Regions from separate parts of the Homo sapiens genome. Here regions 1 and 3 are each linked to region 2. Evidence: chromatin loops called from intact Hi-C (ENCODE). Cell type or tissue: HCT116. All regions are shown on one strand.

Region 1 (8,000 bases), 1.1 Mb after region 2:
AGCAACATATTTAACAAACTTCCCAGCTGATTTTCTATATAGAAAAGCAAGTATTAATAATATGAATTATAGCACCAAGAACTTAAAAAATATTTTCCATGTGTTGGGAGGGAATAGTGGTATGGGAAACTTCAGGCTTTAAAATATCAGCCATCATGAGGGAAATCACGCATAAATCTTTACAAATCTCTTAAAAATTGACATCTGAAGACTAATATACCATTCCTCAATTTTATTTTCCTTCTGTGTGGAAAAAGAATTTTTCTTCTTTGAGCACTAGATTACATAAGTTGGCTAACGTTTAGAGGCCATATTGAAAAATATTTATCTTTAAATTCTAGAACCATTTTGAGCTTAGGGAAGTTACACTCTGAGAAGCCCAGGGTAAAACTGAGACCAGCTAAAGTGGCAGCAACTTTAGATCCTTTGGTTAAGTGAGAATATGTGCCAATAAATGGAAAAGATGGATGTATCCATTTATTACTTCATTCACCCATATATTGAGCAACTACTATGTTTAATGACATGAATACCAAGATAAATGGTGACACTGGCATTTGTTGTGCTTCCAAAAAAAAATATGGTAAAAAATTAAAAACATAATGTGAGAACTTTCCATCCTAGATTGTATTGTCAGGTTGATATTTTAAAACACACTAAGTATTCTAGTTAAGTGAAAAAAAAAATCCATAAGGACAACCAGATAGAGGTTTAGAGACAGGTTTCAATTATTCATGGGTTGATAACAAAAAGAAAACAGCCAAGAGGTAGTGGCTCATACCTGTAATCCCAGTACTTTGGGAGGCCAAGGCAAGAGGATCACTTGAGGCCAGGAGTTAGAGACCAGCCTGGGGACGACAGCATGATCCAGCCTCTACAAAAAATTTAAAAATTATTCAAGCATGATGGCACGTGCCTGTAGTCCTAGCTGCTCAGGAGGCTGAGGCGGCAAGATCACTTGTGCCTAGGAGTTCATAGTTACAGTGAGCTGTGATAGCACCACTGCACTGCAGCCTAGGAGACAGAGTAAAACCCTGTCTCTATTCAAACATGAACTTTTTTTTCTATAGGAAAGCTGTATTTAAGTGTTCATTTTAGAGTATCAGTTTACTGACCTATTCAGCTGATGGTATTTAAATGCAGCATAGTTAGTATCCCTGGACTTCTCTGTGCAAATCCGGCATATTCTCAGGAGTAGCCAACTGTGAGGTCTATTTCCATGAATTTCTGCATCTGGAGGCTTGACTGTGAATATGTGTAACTGCATCATCCCCCCTACACCATCACATACCTGACAGTCAGTGTGCTTATCAGTGATAGTATACAGACGGCAAAGGGGTCTTACAGTGCCATAATCTCATGGAAACATTTTAAAGTATCATTCTCTTAGTAGGTTGCAAGGTGGTTCAGTAGTTTTCTGTCATTCAAAAGCAACAGAAAGGTCTTGCTAACAAATATCATGCATCTCAGAGAAGAAACAGCAATAATGTGAACAAAGTGATTATGGTTAAAATGTACTCTCTCTTCTTAAGGTGGTCATCTGCAGGGGCCTGGAAAGGCTACACAAATTTATGCTTTTATTTTCTAAATATTATATCCATAATAAAGCTGGAAGAGTATTGACTCAGACTGCTTTTTGCTATAAAAGGAGCATTTCCAAATTGGAGAGAACATTCTGCAATGTATTTACATGTAAATATTTGATATACATTTAAATCCAGTTCTATTTACAAATTCTCAGTATCTTGATATCTAAACTCTCTCAATTAATTCCCACTTCCCCACTACAGATCAATTAACTATGCTTTCTCCTCAATCCCTTTAACCTACTTTATTCTCAATAATCTACATACTATGAGTCTGAACCTGGACACCAGTAGATATGGCCTTTCTATCACACTAGAAAAACTATGAGCAAAATCACTTCTACTACTTCGAGAACATATCCATATGTCATTTTAAACATCTACTTAATCTATCCAGAGACTATGGCAATCTTCAGGAAAAAGAAAGTTTATCTTTTGAAACCTCCTCCCTATGATTAGCTCTTACCACAGTTCTCCTATTTGCCATGGCCTGCCCTCCTTGCCATGCTACAGAAGTACAGTTCTTTAACCATGACCTTCTCTCCCTGCTATACAGGGGTAGGGAAGGATTAGAAAAGTAATTCTCAAGGGAATAGGTAGCACAAGGAAGGGAATGGTAGGCAGTTTGCATGCTTAGTATTATAATTTTACATATTGAAAAAATATTCTCATAAGAACTTCAGGAAGCAAACTTCAAAACTTCTCTTTGCTGGTGTATTAGTTTATTATTATTATTATTGCCATAACAAATTACCACAAACCTGGTGGCTTAAAACAATACAAATTTAATTAAATATCTATCATACTATTTGAAATATACCTACTGCACCACTGGGCCGTTGTGAAAAACTATAGAGAAAGCAATTGAATACCATTTGGGTGGTTTTCTTTCATATTTTTGATGGTTATTAACTCATTTCATTTTCTCCTTGTGCTAAACTAAAAATTTCTCAGAGAGACATTATAAATAAAATACAGTGGTCATAAATGTGAGTGACTACAGAAATCAGGCAATAATGAGTGAAGAAGGCAGTGTGTGTTACCTCAAGGGGTAGATGGGCCTGCGGATAATAAGAGTTTGTGCCTGTATTAGTCCATTCTCACACTGCTGTAAGAACTGCCTGAGACTGGATAATTTATAAAGGAAAGAGGCTTAATTGACTCACAGTCAGCATGGCTGGGGAGGCCTCAGGAAACTTACAATCATGGCGGAAAGCAAAGCAGACACCTCCTTCAGAAGGCGGCAAGAAGGAGAAGCGCTGAGTGAAATGGGAAAGAACCCCTTATAAAACCGTCAATCTCGTGAGAACTCACTATCGTGAGAACAGACTGGGGGGAACCACGCCTGTGACTCAATTGCCTCCACCTGGTCTGTGATTCAATTGCCTCCACCTGGGCTATGATTCAATTGCCTCCACCTGGGCTATGATTCAATTGCCTCCACCTGGTCTCTCCCTTGACCTGTAGGGATTATGGGGATTACAATTCAAGATGAGATTTGGATGGGGACAAAAAACCTGACCATATCAGTGCCGCTTCTTAAAAGGCTAGCTACTCTTCAGGTTGAGGTCACTTGCCTTGAAGGAAAAAGATCCCCTGGCCGGGCGCATTGGCACATGCCTGTAATCCCAGCAGTTTGAGAGGCAAAGGTAGGAGGGTCGCTTGAAACCAGCCTGGCGACACGGCAAAACCTTGTCTCTATAAAAAATACAAAAATTAGCCAGGTGTAATGACAGGCTCCTGTAGTCCCAGACACTTGGGAGCCTGAGGTGGGAGGATCATTTGAGCTCCAGGAGGTTGAGGCTTCAGAGAGCTGAGATCACACCAGTGCACTCCAGCCTGTGTGACAGAACAGACAGTGTTTCAGTAAAAGAAAAAGGCCCGTCATTGCTAGATGGCTGCATTTTTATGAAATGCCCCAATTTGCAAATGTAAACACCTATTTTGTATTTTTAACACAGATCTGACAACAGATCTGTGGGCTAAATCCAGCTGGAGGGCTTCTAGTTCCTATAAAGCTAAATGTTACAAACTTCTGTCACTCAACACAATAATGCTCTTATATGAGAGAGAGAAAAGACATAGTCACGTATTAAGAGTTGTACTAACCAGCACTATTACTTGAGTTAATATTTTCAAGCATTTCTCCATTTTTATTAGTCATAAACTACTATTACTATCAAAGTGTAAGTCAAATCCTTTTGAAAACAATCTTAACATGAAACAGAGGCAAGATTTTGTGATTATCACAGTAAGATCATTCTGGTCACTGCTGAGAGCCTGAACATCATGAGACATTGATAGTAAGCAAATGCTGAATGCCTTGCTTTAAATGCCAATAAAGCACAAGAATAAGCATAATTCACAACTTTTGTGACAACATCTGAAAATCACACATACATAACACATCAATGTATGCGTATGTTTAGATGTATACAGATTTTGTTTCCCTGCTGAATGCATCTCAGTGGACATGCCGAAGTCCAAAGACAAAAAACCCATTCTACCACCAGGTGGAGCTTAGTTTCCATTAAAGCAGCAGATACATGAAGAGGATTTCTAGTGTTTGTTTGAATTCTTTGTGTCCCTCAGGAAAGACCTGAAGAAAAAAGGTGAACTTCAAAGGAGAGTGTGTATTTTAAAAGCCTGTCACAAACGCCAGTTGCCACAGGGCTTTAAGTATTTTTCATCAGTACTCATTTGATCAGGTGCTGGGGGCCATTCATGAATGGCTTGACAACTGACTTCCTTCCTTTCTGTCCTTTTCCCTTTCTTTGTATGAGAATGTTAAATTCCCATACATTTAAGTGCCCAACTTTAAATAAAAATCACAGATTATCACAATAACAGAGCCTAAGAAGTAAAATTACCAAAACAAATCAGCTATATTATGTAAATATTGACTCTAATTCACAATATTATGTAAATATTGTGAATTTTTACATATTATGTAAATATTTACATATTTTACACAGTATTTTACAAATATTTACATATTTTACATATTATGTAAATATTTACATATTGTGTAAATATTTACATATTGTGTAAATATTTACATATTGTGTAAATATTTACATATTGTGTAAATATTTACATATTATGTAAATATTGTGAATTTTATTGTAAATAATTCACATTATGTAAATATTGATTCTAATTCACACAGCAGAACATTAGATGAAATGAATGCCATTAGATGAAATACAGTACAGAAAGCATCTAGGCACAGCACCTGAAATAAGAGTCAGCTGGTAGTAAAAGTGTCTTCCACCATATTCTCAAAGATGATAATCATTTAATGATTCATTCCTACCAAATCAATGTTCTGCATATATATGAATGCTCATTGTGTGTTCAAACATGGCAGGGCCTTGCAGAAAACCTGTTGTAAACCAAAACATGTTGTTTGTTCTTAAATTGAGGAGAAATGATGCTACATTTAATTAGTATATCCCAAGTCAGCATGTATACAGTGTGGATTTGTGAGTTTACAGCCTTTAAATATCAAAATAATGGAAAGGTCCGAGAAGGTATGCTAGTTGAGCAGCAACAGGAATAAATACTGTAGGAAGCATAGGAATTGAATAAAGAGAGGGCAGGTGATGTGTTCCCAGTAAGAGCAAGGCCATCAGTCAAAGTGCAACCGGAAGAAGGGGATGCGTGGGTATGTGGTCAGGAAGGCAACTGGTCTGATTCCACTGAAGGTGCAGGACTAATGTTGGCCTTATAGGTAGCACTAGAATGCAAATATAGAGGTGGACTACAATGATGAAATATACAGTAAAGGAAAAATGATGGGTTTACTTGCTAGAGAAATAAGTAGAGAGTTACTGAAGATCATGGAATAGGAATGTAGAGTGAGGGGAGCATTATTTGTGGAGCTTATGAAGGGAAAAAAATTGGGGAGGCTTATTTCATATTGATCCTGCATGTGTAACTTCTTTTATACCTGTCACCAACGTTTATGCTTCTAGATTCAAAGAAAATAAAGAACATCTGTATGGCATCGATATGCCCTCTTAAGTTGTCTAGTGTTAAAATACTGTAAGTTCTATAATAAAATATGACATAAGTATAAAGAAGAAACAAATGTGTGTAAAAAGATAACAACAGGCCACATCAGACAGCCACAGCACATTCAAGGGCACAAGGCAAAAAAGACAGTGTTGGTCAGGAAATGGCAAGTGGTTTGCTGGAGTGTGAAGCATGTAGGGCATGAGTGGCTTGCGATGAGTGTGTAGATGGAAATGATGGAAGGAGAAGTGAAGAAGCCAGCCTAGATTTGAGGGATAGCTCAAAGAAAACTAGGTGGTTGGATAGGGAAGAAGGAAAATAGAAAAGGGTCCGAAACTCTAAAAGCAGCAGAGCAAGAGTGAGCACCAGTAACATCAACAAAGACAAGAATGTGGGGAACAAGTCAAGCTTGGGGGAGAAAACATAGTCTCTTTCTAACTGAAAAGATATGCAAGTATAAGCATGTTTTTCAGTAGACAAAGATACAGGACTGGAGATCATGCAATAGTCATTAGGAGGCAGTGTGGGTCTGGGAGGGAAGAGAAAACTGCACTGAAAACAGAGGCATTCATTATCTGTACCTCTCATTTACTACGCAATATACAGAAGGCAGGACTACTTTGATTACTCATTTATTTTGCCCTGTTCTTTATCCTCCCCCTTCTACTGAAAGCTTGTAGCCTGGTTTTACAGTTCTTTGCCTCAGAGATTTCAGAAGGAAGGTGATATGGTTTGGCTGTGTCCCCACCCAAATCTCATCTTGAATCGTAGCTCCCAGAATTCCCATGTGTCATGGGAGGGACCCAGTGGGAGGTAATTAAATCATGGGGGCAGGTCTTTCCCCTGCCATTCTCAATGATTGTGAATAAGTCTCACAGATCTGATGGTTTTATAAAGGGGAAGTTCCCCAACAAGCTCTCTTGCCTAACATGATGCTCCTCCTTAGCCTTCTGCCATGATTGTGAGGCCTCCCCAGCCATGTGGAATTGTGAGTCCATTACACCTTTTTTTTTTTTTTTAAAATAAATTACCCAGTCTTGAGGATGTCTTTATTAGCATCATGAGAACTGACTAATACAGAAAGAGAGCAGGAAAAGCCTAAATTTACAGGTGCTGCTGGTTCTGGTGTAAAAGACAAAATCCATTAGATTATACAAACGATACTTGGGTAAGGGAAAAGAGGCAAGTGACTTTTAATGAAAGCTGGAGTTAACCACATAGGTACAACTTAATGCTTAGCCTGAAGGAGATTACATCTTAAAAGTGAACAGAGATACATAAAGAGAGAAATTTGGAATGTAATCAGCAAAGTGGAGGTGTCCACTGGTGCTATGTGAATATCAAGAGGATATGTCGCCCTCTAGGAAAGTTTAGGGAAGGAATTTAGTAGAAGCCTAAACCACACCTTGAATACTAAGGCCATAAAGAGATAGAGTATTCTCTGCACATCAGATTCTGGAAAGTTCTCTCCTCTGAGCTTCTATGGCTATGTAACAATACCATTTACTTCACTCTTAGCATATACCACTTTCCATTGTCATAAATTGTGTATTTATCACTTTTCCAGAAAACATATCAAGGAGAATGGGAATCCTGACTTTAATTGCTTTATAGAATTTCCATGTAACCTAGAGGTATTGATCATAAGAGATGCTCAATAAATAATTAGGAACCAGGATTTGGTCTGCTACGCAGTTCTCATCTTAATGACCAAGAGGCACACATCTCTTGCTAATGACACTGCCAACTGGCCTGAAGCCCATAGAAGCATGAGAACCAAAATAAAAAAAAACTGGAACACAATTGAATATGTAGACTCTAAATATATATTTTGTCATCAGATTATTTTCTTATTTTTTAGAATCACTTTTATATCCTAATTGATATGAAGCAGTGTAGGGAGAATACAAAAAATAGGGGCTTTGGGTACTGGCCATGCAACTTACTAGCCATGTAATTTCAGGATCTTCACTTGGCTTCCATGAGGCTCAGGCTTTTCTGTAATATATGGGTAACTGTAAGTTCTCAAGAAAGTTACATCAGATAATGTGAAAATTATTTGGTAAAAAGTAAGACACAACTTACTGGTAATTATGGTTAAATAACTCATTTGTCTCCAAGATACTTTTTTTACCATAATAAAGATCACAGAGGTTTTATAAAGAAAAAAGCAGAGTCTGTATTTTACATATGTTGCCCATGCTTGTGTTCCTTGGTGAAGTCGTATGAATTTATTCAAGTCACAAAATATTTCTCCCAGTTAAACATATTTTTGAAAAAAATCATTTTCTAAAATTACAATGTTACAGTTGACTGTGGCTAAAACAATCCAGACTCAGGGAAATGTATCAATATCCACACTATTTTGTGTTTCACTTGTTGGACACGAGCATTTTT
Region 2 (8,000 bases):
AGCTAAAAAGATGGATTCCCAAGCGTGTGTGTGGGAGGGTCCCTTCCAGATTCAAACTTTCCTCTCCTACAATCTGTTCTCAGGAAGTTGCCAAACCCTGTGGCACCAACCAAGCAGCTGGGGCATACAACCAAATTCCCTGTCTGCACAGAAGGTCCCACTTACTTTTTTTTTTTTTTTTTTCCTGGGTGTTTAACACGTTGTTTTTGGTGTTTAACAAGTGGTAGCCTGAACATAGCTGAAGGAAAGTTTCCGATTCCTGGAGTCTGGAAGCAGGTATCCTACCCAGGAAAGCGATATGGGTCCCTTTTGGACTAATAGCTGTTTACTTCTCAAGTCCAGAGTCTGCATTGAGGACAGCAGGTTTTTCTTTGAGTTATATAAGCCATTTAAACCTCACATTCAAGGGCACCATATAAAATGAAACAGGAGTCTTCGATATATAATTTTTCCTCATAAAATAGCCTCTAGAGGAAAAAGCAGCTGAAAAATTTGAGGGGCCTGATTTGTGGCTGCGTCATCCACGTGAACTTGTCCTTATGGAAAGGCTTTGCGTTTATGTGAAGTGTGCTGCAAAGTCTCCCAGCATTTCTAAATCTCTGCATGTGCTATACATATATGACTAATTTGGAAAACTACATTTAAGTCCTAGGTAGTGGGGAGGCTAAAGCAACTCCATCTTGGATGTTAATCTGCCATGCTGACTTCTTCTTATTTTTTAATATTTTAGAGATTGGGTCTCCCTGTGTTGTCCAGGCTAGTCTCAAACTCCTGGGCTTAAGTGATCCTCCCACCTCGGCCTCCCAAGATGCTGGGATTACAGGCGTCAGCCACCTTGCCCTGCCTCACCATGTTGACTTCTGATTAACCTCAGTTCCAGGAATGCCTCTAAGATTTCTATTCTATCCCTTGTTCCTCGTGCAACAGCATGTACTACTTATTGTAATTCCTGCCCTTAGGTCAAAACAACTTTGACGTTAGTGTATGTACCATAAATTTAGCCCTTAAGCAATTGCTGTACATATCCCTTTCCCTATAGTATATAAGCCCTGAGTCTCGGGGATAGTGAGGCAGATCGTCGTATCTCACCGCTGCCCAAGTCTATGGCTGCTATTCATAAGTCTCTATTAAATGTTTATTTCTCATAAACTAGACTTGTCATTCTCTTTTTCCAGCCTCTCAGCTTCCTTTAACTTTGGGACCTGCTTACCACAGAACAAATAGAAAATGCAAATAATTAAGAGAGTACAAATCAGGGTGTAGCTGCATTAAGGATCTCATCCCCACAATATTTCATAAATAAACCATGCCTTTGGTATAAGTATTTTAACTTCTGGTTGGATCTTTTTAAATAGTGTCAATACTCTAGGGAAGGCACAATATTTCATAAATAAACCATGCCTTTGGTATAAGTATTTTTACTCCTGGTTGGATCTTTTTAACTAGTGCCAATACTCTAGAGAAGGCATTATGAAACTAAAGTATTATCTGAATGAGTTTATCAGGTCTTTCCTTCCTCATCAAAAAGAAGACAGTATCTAAAATCAGGGTGGTGGTGGGTGTGGGTGAAATGAGGTCCTAAAGGGAAGTGGGCACATGGGAAGAGAGATGCCTATTACTAGATCATTTTTCACATGTGGAAACTGAGGCTCAGATTGCAGCCTACCAAGCCTAAGGGGTCAAGCCTGGATGTGAGCTCACTTCTAGCTGACTCCAAAATCCATAAGATTATTCAGGACACCAAAGTCACATTGACATGAGGGTTTATTATGTTTAATGTTATCAAGCTGCCTACCTTTCCTCTGTAATTTCTCTCTTAAAGGAATATACAACTAATATAATGTCATGAGCAAATTGTAATATAATTTTTAATATGAGAGGCATTATGACATGGTGGTTTATACTGCTAAGAAATATTGGACAAATTATCTGTTTTTCAGCTCCCTTCTCTGGAAAAACAAATGGGATAAAAATACTTATTTCCTTTTTTTTTTTTTTTTTTTGCGACTCAAATAAGTGCTTAAATACTTCCTGGCATTCAGAAAACATTCAATAAAGGTTTCTGTAGTTATTGGAGTTATTTGCTTCATTCATATTCTATAACTTTTTTTCCCAACTGATCATAATATCTTTATTTTTAAAGGCATTTTATTTTAATTTTTGGATTAGTTTTGTGTTTTTAAAAAGCATCATGTGTTTGTTTAAAATGATAAAAAACAAAACTATTTAAATAAAAATTAAAGTACCCACTTTTGCCTTCAACAGCACCTCTCACTCAGATATTACTACTGCCCATATACAAATATACATATTATATAGATATATTCAACATTAAATATTAATATAATAAATTATATATATATTAGTGCTTTTCATTTCTTTTCTGGCTACTAGTGGCTCTGAAAATTAACTTGAAACATTGTTTCTCTGACAAAAAACTAGCTGAAATGACACACCAAAGTGTAGAATATGTACACTTAGAGCACAGAGTGAAGTGCCTCAGTGTACATCTATCCATTTGCAAACTGGATAGATGACAAGATAGGCATTTTTCAAACCAGCTGATGGTCACAAATAGTAATAAAATATTCCCAAACTGGCATGGGTTATATTCCAAAAACAGTGTAAACCAGCAAAAAATAAAAATTGCAACTGCAAAACCTAGGTCAACCCTCTCCTCACCTTTCCTTCACTCCTCCATCTTCCCCATTCTCCACCCACACACATGTTAATCCAGGTGCGACCTACTTAAAATTAACTCCAAGGGCAAAGTCAGTGAGTGAGAAGGGCGGGGAGCCTGGAGTTGCTGGAATGGAGGAGGTGGGAAAGGAGGAGGCTGCCTGGGTTGCCTTGGCAATACAAAGGAGAATGTCAAGGGGGAGGGATTTATGCGCTGATGCTAATTGCATTTGTTAATTACATTCTATTGTGCTGACCTGCCTGCTTCCCCGGTTTATCTTTCTGAGTCAATAAGCAGTTCCAAAAGCTTCCCTTAGCAGTGTGTCCCTCCTCATCTAATTTTATCCCTCTATCAGCTTCAGGCTCAGTTACCAGAGTGCTACCTTTGGCAAGGAACCGGGGAAGGCTGTGCTGAAACTGAGTGTGCGAGGTTTTAAAAATCCTGTAGAAAAATATATCCCTGTTGGAGCTTGCTGGAATATTGCTTTGCTGTTCAACCACAGCATGGATTTACAACCAAAGAAAGCTGCTGAAAAACCAGAGAAAATAAATCTGAAAGAAACTTCCCACAGTGAAAAGCAGGCTGCAAATGATTCACCAGGAAGAAAAATAAATAAATAAATACTGAGCAGTTTCGTCTGGTATCTAGCGTACCTTTGGTTGGAAAGGTGCCTGTACACAGGGCCTTGAGCTTTATTTTCTTGCCCCCCCTAGTGGGAGTTCTATTTAATTACAACAAGAGTCCCAGCTTCTGTGCACATCCGAATAAATACAATGATACCTACTGTAAATAATGCTGTCTTATAATCTCTCATCACTGACATGAAGTATTAGCTTACAGCACTGTTGCATGTGATAAAAATCAGCAAAGACATTGCGACGCATGTAGTTGTAATTGCTATGTGGATACTTTCTTAAATCTTACTATAATTTTAAGTATTTAAAAGTAATACATAGAAATTCTGTGCTAAAGTAAGTTGTTCACAGCAATGCTTTTTGTTTCCAGTTATATTCATTCTTCCCTTTGGTTCCTCTTTACAAACAAAGTCTAAGAAATGGTAAAGTCTTTCTTCAGTCTATGCTTTCCTTAACGATTTTTATTCTCCTTGAATTAAACAATTGCTCTCAGGGTGGTTCTGTATCTATTAATTTTCCTAAGAATAAGACTTTGATTTTACCAAAAAAAAAAAAAAAAAAAAAAAAACCTTTTGCATTTTAACAAAAAACCTCTTCTGAAGTTTCACCTGGTGTTTCTACATTTCTCAAGCACTGACTCATTTCATTGCTCAGAGCTCAAATTGGCTCCTTGAAGGCAATAAAAGGCAGGTCAGGCTGTCTCTAGGCTGTTCAGTGTCTATCATCCTGTTTTGCATTTGCTCATAAAGTGTGGCAGATTTATCCGGGTGGAAAATTTTTTCAATGGAAAAGTTTAGTCACTGTGCACATTGAAAGAACGTTTCCTGCAGAAATACAGACTCCTCATCATTCCTAGTCCTTAGGCTCACACTAGTGTTTTCTCCATTTATATGCATATGAAATTCCTTGGAATCATCAGTGGTGGTATGGGAAAAAGGAGAAAGAAAGAGGTTTTGGCTGGGATCCCTGATGATTTTGATGGATTTGCTATATCTGTACCCTAGGCCCCTTGCCACATCTGTGATGCAAAAACCACACTAATTGTTTTGCCTTTGTACAGTGTCACAACACACAGCAATGCCAGGTGGATCATCATGCTTGAATTGCAAAACATTTCCCATTAGACCTGAACACAGATCTGAAACTGCCTGGCTGCCATGTCTGTTTCCTTACTGAAATTTGGAGGTGTGGGAATCCTCAGTTGTGTTCCAAGTCCAGAAAACAGTTGAGAATTGTTCTCTAGATATGTATGTGTCTAAGGGATGTAAAAAGACTCTCCTTGGAGAGAGATCTGTTTTTGAACCACGTCTAAGCCTCAATTATCAGAAGGGTAGAGTAATTATGAGAAAAGCATGGAACAGTCTCTAGACTTGTATCTCATTCAGGGCCTCATGGATTTATGCCTCAATTTAAAAAAAGGTAGCCATGAATTTAAATAACATGAATAAATTATCAAACTCTTCTCTAAAAAATCTTCAGAACACTGGAATACAAGGTGTTATTATTTCATGAGGTATAATTCAGGAGAAAGGAAGGAGCCCTCCCTCTTTTTCTGTATGTTACTCAACAGAGTGAGTCTACACAAAATGTTTCACCCAACACTTCCAGAGCAGCAGTGGCATGGAGGTTGGCAGAGATTGGTGATGTTATTAAAGGGTAACAAATGGAAGTCTGTCTTGTTGAGAGTTTGGAAGACAGTGGCACGGTATCTACACATGACTGCTGGTGACAAATATTAAGAAAGCAATGGGTCAAAGAGGAGGAGACAAAACAGCCGACTTCATGATGGCTGATGAAAATGGCTCATGATCACACATGCAAATCCCTCAAGACCTCCAAAAAATAATGGAAGATAACTTTTCAGAGAATGAATATCCTGTATTAGTAAGTGAGGATAACAGCCGGTGTCATACAAATTGATTTGTGTTAATGTTAATTAATTGTACCGTGGGAGAACAGGAATGACAGATTCATGAGTTCTAAATTTGCATTTGCCTCTTGTCTGCAAACACATAATGGATACTTATTGTGATGGTTAATATTGAGTATCAACCTGATTGGACGAAAGGATGCAAAGTATTGTTCCTGGGTGTGTCTGAGGGTATTGCCAAAGGACATAACATTTGAGTCAGTGGACTGGGAAAGGCAGACTCACCCTCAATCTGGGCGGGCACAATCTGATTAGCTGCTAGTGCAGCTGTAATAAAAGCAGGCATAAGAATATAGAAGTAGTAGACTGGATGAGTCTTCTGGCCTCCATCTTCTACCAGGTTAGATGCTTCCTGCCATCAAATATCAGACTGCAAGTTCTTCAACTTTTGGACTCTTGGACTTACACCAGTGATTTGCCAGGGGCTCTCGGGCTTTAGGCCACAGACTTAAGACTTCACTGTCAGCTTCCCTACTTTTGAGGTTTTGGGAGTCGGACTGGCATCCTGGCTCCTCGGTGTCCAGACAGCCTATTGTGGTACTTCACCTTGTGACTGTGTGAGTCAATTCTCCTAATAAACTCCTCTTCATATATTGATCTATCCTATTAGTTCTGTCCCTTTAGAGAAACCTGACTAATACACTTATTTAGTCTCAATTCTGCTCTAGAAAGTTTGTAAGAAGCTGATAAGGTTGCAGTAAATTTGACAGACTTGGTCCTTAAGGATGGTAAACAAATGCTGCTATCAATAAGATAGGTTAATTATAAATTGGATAGAGATACAAATTTAAGGTACATAAAAACACATTTTGGAGGAAACCTACGCAAGACTCAGGAGGTGGGATGGAAGTCAGGCAGGGAAAGCTTCACTGACAAAATAACTTTCAGTTGAGATTTGATGGGATAACAGAATGAGGAAGACTTAGCTAAAAGGAGCGTGAGTTAAGAGATCACTAAAGGCAGAAGAAACAACATCTATGAAGACACTGAGTGAGGGAGTTACATGACTCATTCAAAAGAGAGCAGAAGGATGGTGCTGACTGACATGATGAATGTAGGCAGGTCCAGATAACATAGAACATGCTATAAATTTAAAACTCATTGCAAAATAGTGAGGTGCTCATGCTAAGTGTGTTTCCATAGATATTCAAACCATTTATTCTTGCAAATATTTATTCTGAAAGTACCACGTGCCAGGCTAGATACTATGGCTACTATAGCAAACAAGACAGAAAGATGAGATCTCTGCCTTCATAGAGTTTACACTGCAAAGGGCTGGGCTGGGAAGAGTTAATGCTGGTAAAGAAAGAAATAAAGCTGTAATATAAATACAATGTAAATATTAATTTTATCAATATTCATTAATAGAATAATGAAATAAATAGGGCGATGTTACAGAGAGAAACGGAGTGGAGGGGGTTACTTTAGATAGGATGGTCAGGAAATGCCTCGCTGCGGAAACGTTTGAGCTGAGACATGAAATAGAGCAGGAGCCAGTCACCAGGAGAGAAGCGAACACCATGATCCTGAGAGGTACAACAGCTTGACTTCTTCAATAGCAGAAGGAAGGCTTATGTGGCTCAAGAATAGTGAATGGTGGTAATAGTGAGTTACTAAGAAGTGGGCCATAGAGAAAATTATGGCATTTATTTCAACAGCAATGGAAGTCACTGATATATGGAGGAAAAATGTTGTTGCTGTTGTTTTTCTTACTATTGTCAAATATTTCTCCACTGCTGACAGAGTGTAGATCAAAAAGGAGAAAGAATCAAAGCAGAGAGACCAATCTAAAGGTTATTGTATTAATCTAGGAGTATAAAATTATAGCAAAGATTAGTGGTAGTGAAGACAGGGAAACATAGATGCATTCTAGCTATCTTTTGAGTATTAGAAGTGACATAAGTTGTTGGTGGATTGAGTTATGGGTAAGAATAGAAAAAAGTTACAATTAAGTGATTATTAAGTTGATAATGGAACCATTTCCTGAGATAGGAAAAATTAAGGAAAATAGTAAAATCTCTGATTTAGATATATTAAGCATGATCAGTTTTAGATATTTGGTGAAAATTTAGGAGCAGTTGAATGTGAATCTGGAGCTCAAGAGGAGGATAAGAGTCTAGAGTCATGAACAGATTTATAAACTAGTTGTCCGTGGGGAAAATCTGGCTCATAGATATGTCCCACTGGGCTATATAATATGTTGCTGTGTTTTTAATTTTTAAATAGTCATCAACTTTTATAAATCAGGAGAATTCATATTAAAATGAGATCTGATACTAATATAGCAGCTCTGCATTTTCACATGACCTCAAGTCACCTGGAGCTCAGTGAGGCCTGTGCCTCTTCCATAGGGCTTATATCCTTGCACTTGTTGTATTCACCACACTTCATTGTCTCCTCCACAATGAGGCTGAGTATCAGCTACTATAGATGAAATTTTTTTATAGTAGAGAAATATTTGTTTACTCATGTCGCAAGAGGGTAAACAAATAGGAGAAAAATAGGGAAAAATAGATGAAGCCTGAAGGCCCAATTTCTCTTGTGTCCAACCTGTATCATAGACATAAGTGAGAAGAGGGCTCATAATACAGTTTAAGATCCTGATGCTTATAAATGGTGTGACTCTTCCTGGGGTCTACTTCACTGTGATGAATAACCAAATCCTTTTTTTTTTTAAGTATTATGTATTTTACAGAGTCTCTCTCTGTTATCCTTGCTAGAGTGCAGTGGTGGCATCATATTCCACTGCAGCCTT
Region 3 (8,000 bases), 1.7 Mb before region 2:
AAGTAGCTGTACATTTATAATAAAACAAAATTATTTGCAACAATTATATAGAGTTTAAATACCAAAATATAACTTATCTCACCAGAGTCAGCAAATAACTCCCCCCAACACCCATTTCCTATACCTATCAAAATGGCATGTTTATAGTATACGCTGGTAAAATGCTAGATATTTTAAAACTTTTGAAATTAACAACTATATACATATCGACTCAATAATATCTTAAGCAGCATTGAGGTTAACAGATGATTTTCTTTTATCACCAAAGATGATGTTCCCTCCCAAAGGAAAATTTAAAAAAATGATTTGACCTCAGTTGTTGCTTGAACAATTACACATGACTGACATCTCATATATTTCCCTGGAATTTTTTAAAAATTAAACAATATGTACGAAAATGTATCTGTAAAACAGTTACTCTTTTAATATAAAGCACTGGCATATTGATTATTACTTACCTATTACCTATACAATTTCTGTAGGTTAGCTAGGCATCTTTGGAAATAGTAGCTGTTAATGTGTTCTTTGGTGACATTTATGGTTCTGCAGGCCTTACAGGTTTCAATAAACTTTATGAATATGCCTAGCAGCTGGTGGGGGTAGGTCATTCATGTGTATATTAACCTGATAACCTCTATCTAAATTTTCTTCAAAATTTTCCCAGGTGGTCTATGAGGATTCTCAAGATGTTGTTTATAAATGTATGTACAAGTAAATATGTTAGATTGTTTTAATTGTCCCAGAATAGGAATTAACTCATGTTCTTTTAACCCTTTAATCTTATTTCTAGTCTGCAGCCACCAGGTGGCAGAATCACTTTTCTTAAAAATTAAATATTTTATTTTGAGATAATTGCTGATTCACATGCAATTGGAAGAAATAACACAGAAATATCTTGTGCATTTCTTATACTGCTTCCCCAATGTTAACATGGTATCTTGCTGTCTTTGGTATCTTGCAAAATTATAGTACAGTATCACAATCAGGAGGCTAACATTGGTATAATCCACTGTTCTTACTCAGGCTTTCCCAGTTTTACTCGTACATGAGTGTGTGTGTGTAGGAGTGGAGGTTATACAAGTGGTCTTCAAAAAGTTCATGGAAAATGTGTATTATGAAAAAAACTATGAATGGATTTGCACCAAAATAAACTTGTAGTAACTTATTATCACATTTCTGAGCAGGATCTAGTTTAAGGCATTACGTAGGATAACACGTCAGTTTGAAAAGAGTCCCTGTCACAGCAACATGGATTTGTTAATATTGGAGCAAAAACAAACATTAAATTTATGGTGAGTCTTGGGTAGAAGAATGGTGAAATCATTGATACTTTACAAAAAGTTTATGGGAACAATGCCTCAAAGAAATCAGTAGTTTACAAATTCATTTTTTAAAATGACAATATAATGTTGAAGATAAAGTTCATAGAGGCAGATCATCCGCATCAATTTGTGAGGAAAAAATTCATCTTGTTTGTACTCTAATGGAAGGAGCCTGACCACAGCACAAACAATAGCCACCACCATAGACATCTCAACTGGTTCACTTTACACAATTATGATTGAAAAATTAAAGTTGAGCAAACTTTCCACTTCGTAAGTGCAAAAGCTGTTGTGTCCAGATGAGCTGCAGACAAGCAGAGTTTTCAACTGAAATTTTAATCAAGTAGAATCAAGATTCTAAAACATGTCTTTGTAGTGTTGTAACAGGAGATAAAATATGGCCTTACCAATACTGTTCTGAAGACAAAGCACAAGATTTGACTCAGAGGTCAGAGCAAAAGCAGACCAGTCAAGAGCAAAAGTCACGGAAATGGCCTTTTGGGATGCTCCAGGCATTTTGCTTGTTGACTTTCTGGGCGGCCAGTGAAGGATAACATCTCCTTGTTAGTGTTCTGAGAACATTAGCCAAAGCTTTAGTGGAAAAACACCCAGGAAAGCTTCACCAGAGAGTCTTTCTTCACCATAGCGGTGCTCCTGCTCAGTCCTATGATGAAATTTTGTGAGAGTTTTCATAGAAAAGCATTAGATATTCATCTCACAGTCCTGATTTGGCTCTGTCTGACTTGTGTTTGTTTGTAATCTTAAAAAATATTTAAAGGTCACCCATTTCTCTTCAGTTAATAATGCAAAAAAGAGCGCATTGACATGGTTAAATTCCCAGGACCCTCAGCTCTTTATAGGGATCGACTAAATGGCTGGTGTCATCACTTTCAAAAGTGTCTTGAACTTGATAGAACTTACATTGAGAAATAAAGTTTATATTTTATGTTTTAGTTTTTTAATTTTTTCAATGAGCTTTTTGGAGTTCGCTCGTATTACATTTCATGCCGTTTTATCACATGTGTAGGTTAGTGCATTCACCATAGTCAAGGTACAGAACAGTTCCATCACCACAAGGATCCCTTAGGTTGCCCTTTCATAGCCACACCCATGTTCTTTCCGCAACACCCCCACCACCCCCAAGTGCTGACCACCACTAATCTGTCACTTATCCTAGTCTATAAATTTGGCTTCCCAAAATATTATTTAAATAGAAGCCTACAGCTTATAATCTTTCAGATCAGCTTCTTTTCACTGAGTGCATTTCTCTGAGGATGTATCCAAGTTGTTACATGTGTAAATAGTTCATTTTTTCATTTCTTTGTGTTTCATGGTATGGATGTATCATAGTTTGTATAACCATTCCTCTGTTGAGATGTTTCCATTTGGGGATATCATGAATAAATTTATATACAGGTTTTTACATGAACATGCATTTATATTATTGTGGAATAAATATCCAAGAGTGCAAATGCTGACTTTTATGTTTACATATTTAGATTTATAAGCAATTGCCAAACTGTTTTCCAAAATGGCTGTACCATTTTACATTCCCACCAGCAATGTATGAGTGATCTAGTTTCTCTACATCCTCACTAAGATTTGTGTTGTCACTACTTTTTTTATTTTAACCATTCTAATAAAAGCATATGCTATCTTATTGTGGTTTTAATCTGTATTTCCTTAATGGAAAATAATATTGAATATCTTCCTATGTACTTATTTTCCATTTCCATATTCTCATCAGTGAAGTGGCTGTTCATATCTTTTGCTCATTTTCTATTAAATTATTTGTTTTTTTACTTGAGTTTTCATATTTTTTAAATGCTACTCCTTTCTCCAGTATGTGTTTTGAAACTATTTTCTCTCAGTCTGTAGGTAGCTTTTTTTTCATCCTCTTAACGAATGAAACATCCTCTGTCTTTCACAGAGCAAAGGTTTCTAATTACAAGGTTTAACGTTTCAGTTTTTCCTTTTATGGATCAAGCTTTTGGTGTCATCTAAGAATTTTTGCTTATCCCTAAATCTCTAAAATTATGTCCCATTTTTTCCTACAACTTTTAGTGTTTGTGTTTTAATCTATTTTTTTCAGGGGCTTTTTTGTTGTTGTTTAATTTGTGAGGTATAGGCTAATATTCTTTTTGTTTGCCAATGGAATATAATCTATCCAACATCATTTGTTGATAAGATTATCTTTTCTCTACTGAATTGTTTTTGTACCTTTTAAAAAACTGCACAAGTAAATATGTTTGGCTAATTTGAAATGTCTTAAAATAGAAACGGTTACTTTCAATCTTTTAATTCATATTTCTCATCTATAACCACTAGATGGCGAGATTGGCTTTTATAAGTTTATAAATTATTAGCAACAGGTCCCTGAAATTTTTGATATGGCCTTAGTGAAATTTTATACTCAGAGCTTTAATGTATTATAGTTGTTAAAAAAGTAATTTTACAAAAAGAGCTCTAAATATTTAAGGAGAAGTACAATATTAGTTTATTTTAGAATGTTAGAACCCTCATTCAGTTTTAATAGTGAACTTAGAAAATGAGACAGAAATTAGGCAAATGTTAAGCACTAAGGTAGTGTACATGTGAGTCCTCATGCGTCATTTTTCAAGAACTGTATATTTTTCTAATTCACAGAAAAAATATAAAATTCCTTGATGAATCTTTTAATAAGTTGTCTTTTTTTTTACATTTTTTTCATGTGTATGTCCATACTTACATATTATAGGCCTTGATTTCCAAAAAAAAAAAAAAAAAAAAAAAAAAAGCCCTTTCAATTAGAAAGATGTTTATTGACTTTGAAGACAAAGATATGAAGAACAAAGATTTGTCAAAGTGAGAAGAAATCTGTTGGGAAACATTTGTATTTTGCGATAGCTCTGTGAGATGTCTGTAATTTTTTACTGAAATATTTGAATCCATTTCATTAGTGTTAATTATTATTAGATATACTTATGTTAGTAAAATGAATACATGCATTGGATTGTGCTTCCAGTTTGTCATTTACCTAAAAGAAGTGTGGGAGTGCTCATTACCTGATGACATTGAGTAGTATAGCGAGCAAAACCTGGTTAAAATAGAAAAAAAAAAATCCATGTGTTTCTTTAATAGTCCTTCTCACTGTTCTATATGTCTGCTAATTATTAAATATCATTTTTACATTTTTTCTTGAGGAAACTACTTATTTAACATGGAAACTTATCTAATGAGGTATTGAGAGAAAGAGGGAGAGAGAGGTGTTCTGATGCATTTTTCACATACTCTAGAAATATATAAGCTATACTACATATCTACAGAAGTATAATTATAGTTTTATAGTTATAAATATAACAATTATTTTTTTAATTGCCAGATTTTAGGCTATGTGGAAAAAAAATTATTTAATTGCTGAAGCTATATTTAATTTTCTCATCATTTAACTTTTAGAGACATCAGTTTATTAAGTCAGCAATTGCTATAAAGCACTTTCTTCACTCAGCTTCATGAATACCATTTTATCATTAAGTCTTTAAAAGATCAATGTATAACCATGTGGCATGATGGAAAATCTGGGCTTAAGACAGGTTCAAGACCTAGGTCTTTCATTTTAACTTACTATGTAATTAACCTTACGTTTTAAAAAATTCTGTTATGTACCAGGCACTATAATAAACTCTTGAGATAGATAGATAGATGATAGATTGCCAGCTACATGTCCCAAGTGTTTATAATAGCTATCGATTTATCTATCATCTGTCTATCAATCATCTGTCTGTCTGTCTGTCTGTCTGTCTGTCTGTGTCTTGCTTCATCTTAATAATGACCCTACACTTCAGGTAATAGTACTCACATTTTATGGAACAGAAACCATGGCTCTGCAGGTTTAAGTCACTGGCCTGGGATAACAGAGCTGGCCAGTGGCAGATGGAGTATTTGAACACATCTTATTCTGAAGCCTACTTTACCTCAACTTCATCCTTTTACTACTCTGGGCTAGCTCCATCTATGTCATCTGTAAAATGGGCAAATACAAGAACATGAATCCTAACATACTTCTGATTCTAAAATATTCCTCTCTGGTGTTGTGAGGGAAGATTTTCAGCTCTTTCGGAGTTGACTTAGTTCCCCAAGGCATTCGTTTTACCAAAGCAGCACTCACCAAGGTCAAGGAAAACCTTTGAAATTTCCAGTTAAAAAAATAGACATGCATATATGTATAAAATATCCTCTTATGATCTTTGATAGTATTTAGTATTTTTACTGATTAAAGTTTTTTTTTCTTTTTCTGGGATAAGAACTACTCCAAGAACATGACAACTAGCAGAAAATGAGAGCTGAAGTAGTGTGATGAAATGGAAAGGAACATTTCATTAGTAACTGTAGAGAAAGGAAAAATGAGCTGTTCTTGCTCATAATGTGGATCCAGTAGAAAGTACCAGACCCAATAAACAAATAATTGATTAGAAATATAGCCAAGAACATAGATTCCAAGAGATACCTTTTATAATCCAGGATTCTGTTACCTGATTTGGTTCCATAATAAAAACAAGCACTTACTAACAATTATACATGACATTTATGTTATTTTATACTCTGCAGAAATCTACTTACTGTATTCTTTCTCAGTCTTATTTCAAGCAATTAAAAAATTGTTTGTCTTGTCATGTTGAAGGTCTCAGTTAATGTAAAGTTAATAAAACCGAATCCTTGTCCTGTCCCCTATAATAGTGTAGAAGGCAAGAATAAAAACTCAATTGTCATATATATGTGATTTGTTTATTCTTATAAAGATATATAAATATATAGTGAATTAGTAATAATGAGATAAGCTTGTCCTCTGAGCTTTCCAGCCACTAGATGGAGAACATGCTTTGTGAAATAGTATATGAGAATGAGGAAATCAAGCCAACTTAACTTTGCTGTCTGGGCAAAATTTGTTAATTTGGGTCATATATTAGACTTTTCTGTTTTAGTGGTCAATGTGGTTCAATTTTAAGTTAGGGCATAATTTGCACAATAACTAAAGTTGAAATTAATACTCAGAAACAAACCATACTCTATTTAGAACTAAAATCCATTAAGTTGTCTGAATTACAGGAAGAAGCTGACCAATGAAGATAAAGCCAATTTGTTACATTGGAACAGCTGAACTGGTGAAAAAATTAATATAGCATCCAGCAATCAAAGGATAGGATTAAACTCCAATGAAGTCACTTTGTTTCGTTTTTAACTCTTAAGAAGATCGTTAGCCAAACTGTTTCAAATGGCACCTGGGTTAACACTATCATGAAAATTTTTTTGATCTAGCAAACTTGAAATAATGGCTTCACATTTCTTAATTTCCAGCTTTTAAGCAAATTATTCTGGACTTTGACATCAGTGATCTATGTGGATAGTAACATAGCTATTTTAAATATGCTTGCTCATCCCTCGACTAGTCAAAATTAGGCAGGAAAATGTTATGCTACGGCAGGCAGCCTTATGATGACTGAAATTATAGAAATTACATAAAATTATGTCAACAAATGGCAATAACTTGATATATCAAAATATAGATAACTCTTTTAAGATGTAATTCTGGCCCTCTTAGTCAAGCGTTTATCTTGAGGGGCCATATTGGCAACTAATTTATACAGGACAAAAGTAAAAGAAGAATCTCTATGAATAGATGGGCAGTGATTGAGTTTAGGTGCCAAGGACAATGCTGAATTTTGGGGCAGTTTTTCCAGTGTTATTGTCCAAGAATGGGAAAGTAACTTTTGCCAAGAAAATTCAATGTTCTACAAGCATAACACCATATGTATATGGCAGAGTCGAGTTGATTGCCATGATTATCTCTCTAGTAAATACCATCAATAGCCTCTACATTAAAAATAAAATTGGAATGTTGAAGAACACAAGTACAAAAATAAAGCCTTAATAAACTAAATTACATTAAAATGATGTTTTATTATTTTATGTTGATTTTATATTATTGCTCAGGAAAATGGACACTCTGCATTTGCCAAGTGGAATAACACATACAAAAGCCCAAGTATATGAGGGTAAATGTTTTCCAAATGTCAAAGTTCTGTAAGAGGATAGCATTTAGTATTTTCTTGTGTTGTTAGACTAGAGAACGATTTCACAATTAGCAGTTTGTCAGAATCATCTGGAATTTTTTTTTACATTTTTATTTTCTTTTAATACAAATACCTTGGGTAGAACTGTAAATATTACAATTTAATAAATCTTATGGGTTTCTCAGGATATTCAGGCCTGGAAACCTTACATTAGGCCACATACCTTCTTCCCAGTAGGGTTTAGACCTTGTCTGCCATTGTAGCATCTGTGCCCAATACAAAGCATAGTCCAAAGTAGAATCTTAGTAACAGTTCAGTAAATAGATGATTAGGGATACTCTCAGCAGTAATAGCAAGTGATACTGTTCTAATTGCATGAGTAATTATTGTTCTTATTCTTCATTTTCTCATTGCTGTATCCCCAGTGCCTTTTACATGATCTATAATAGAGAAAAAGCTAATGGGTACTTGTTTAATGAACAGGTAAACATTCAGAATGCCCTAAAAATGCAGATGTTTCTACCTGAGAATCAACACATAGACCTTGTCAAATCCACAATCAAGCTTTATTTATTCAAGGTGCCATGTTTATCACTTACAGGGATGGCTTCCAGCCACCTGAGCCTTC

Evidence for each region. Hi-C counts contacts between places; a loop is a spot of excess contacts. Peaks named below come from ENCODE experiments on the same cell type or tissue, not always from the same donor. Only the 100,000 strongest peaks of a DNase experiment are listed, where the experiment ranks them.
Region 1: it touches region 2 in a loop (3.0-fold over the local background); 9 of 110 quality-filtered maps call a loop at or near these places.
Region 3: it touches region 2 in a loop (4-fold over the local background); 14 of 110 quality-filtered maps call a loop at or near these places.

What each region holds. Positions count from the first base shown.
Region 1 is chr7:16,074,160-16,082,159 of GRCh38, forward strand. No RefSeq gene overlaps it. Among named protein-coding and RNA genes, the nearest start is that of CRPPA-AS1, 130 kb to the right of the region's middle. RefSeq lists enhancers at 2,444-3,643, 3,970-4,504. In HCT116, a CTCF peak has its summit at 4,099 (motif pointing right); a DNase peak (open chromatin) is centred at 4,102; H3K27ac peaks cover 438 bases.
Region 2 is chr7:15,012,885-15,020,884 of GRCh38, forward strand. No RefSeq gene overlaps it. Among named protein-coding and RNA genes, the nearest start is that of DGKB, 110 kb to the left of the region's middle. In HCT116, a CTCF peak has its summit at 3,396 (motif pointing left); DNase peaks (open chromatin) are centred at 3,130, 3,367 and 4,017; H3K4me3 peaks cover 786 bases; H3K27ac peaks cover 1,859 bases.
Region 3 is chr7:13,276,394-13,284,393 of GRCh38, forward strand. No RefSeq gene overlaps it. Among named protein-coding and RNA genes, the nearest start is that of ARL4A, 590 kb to the left of the region's middle. In HCT116, CTCF peaks have their summits at 785 (motif pointing right), 3,655 (motif pointing right) and 6,201 (motif pointing right); DNase peaks (open chromatin) are centred at 808, 3,658 and 6,198.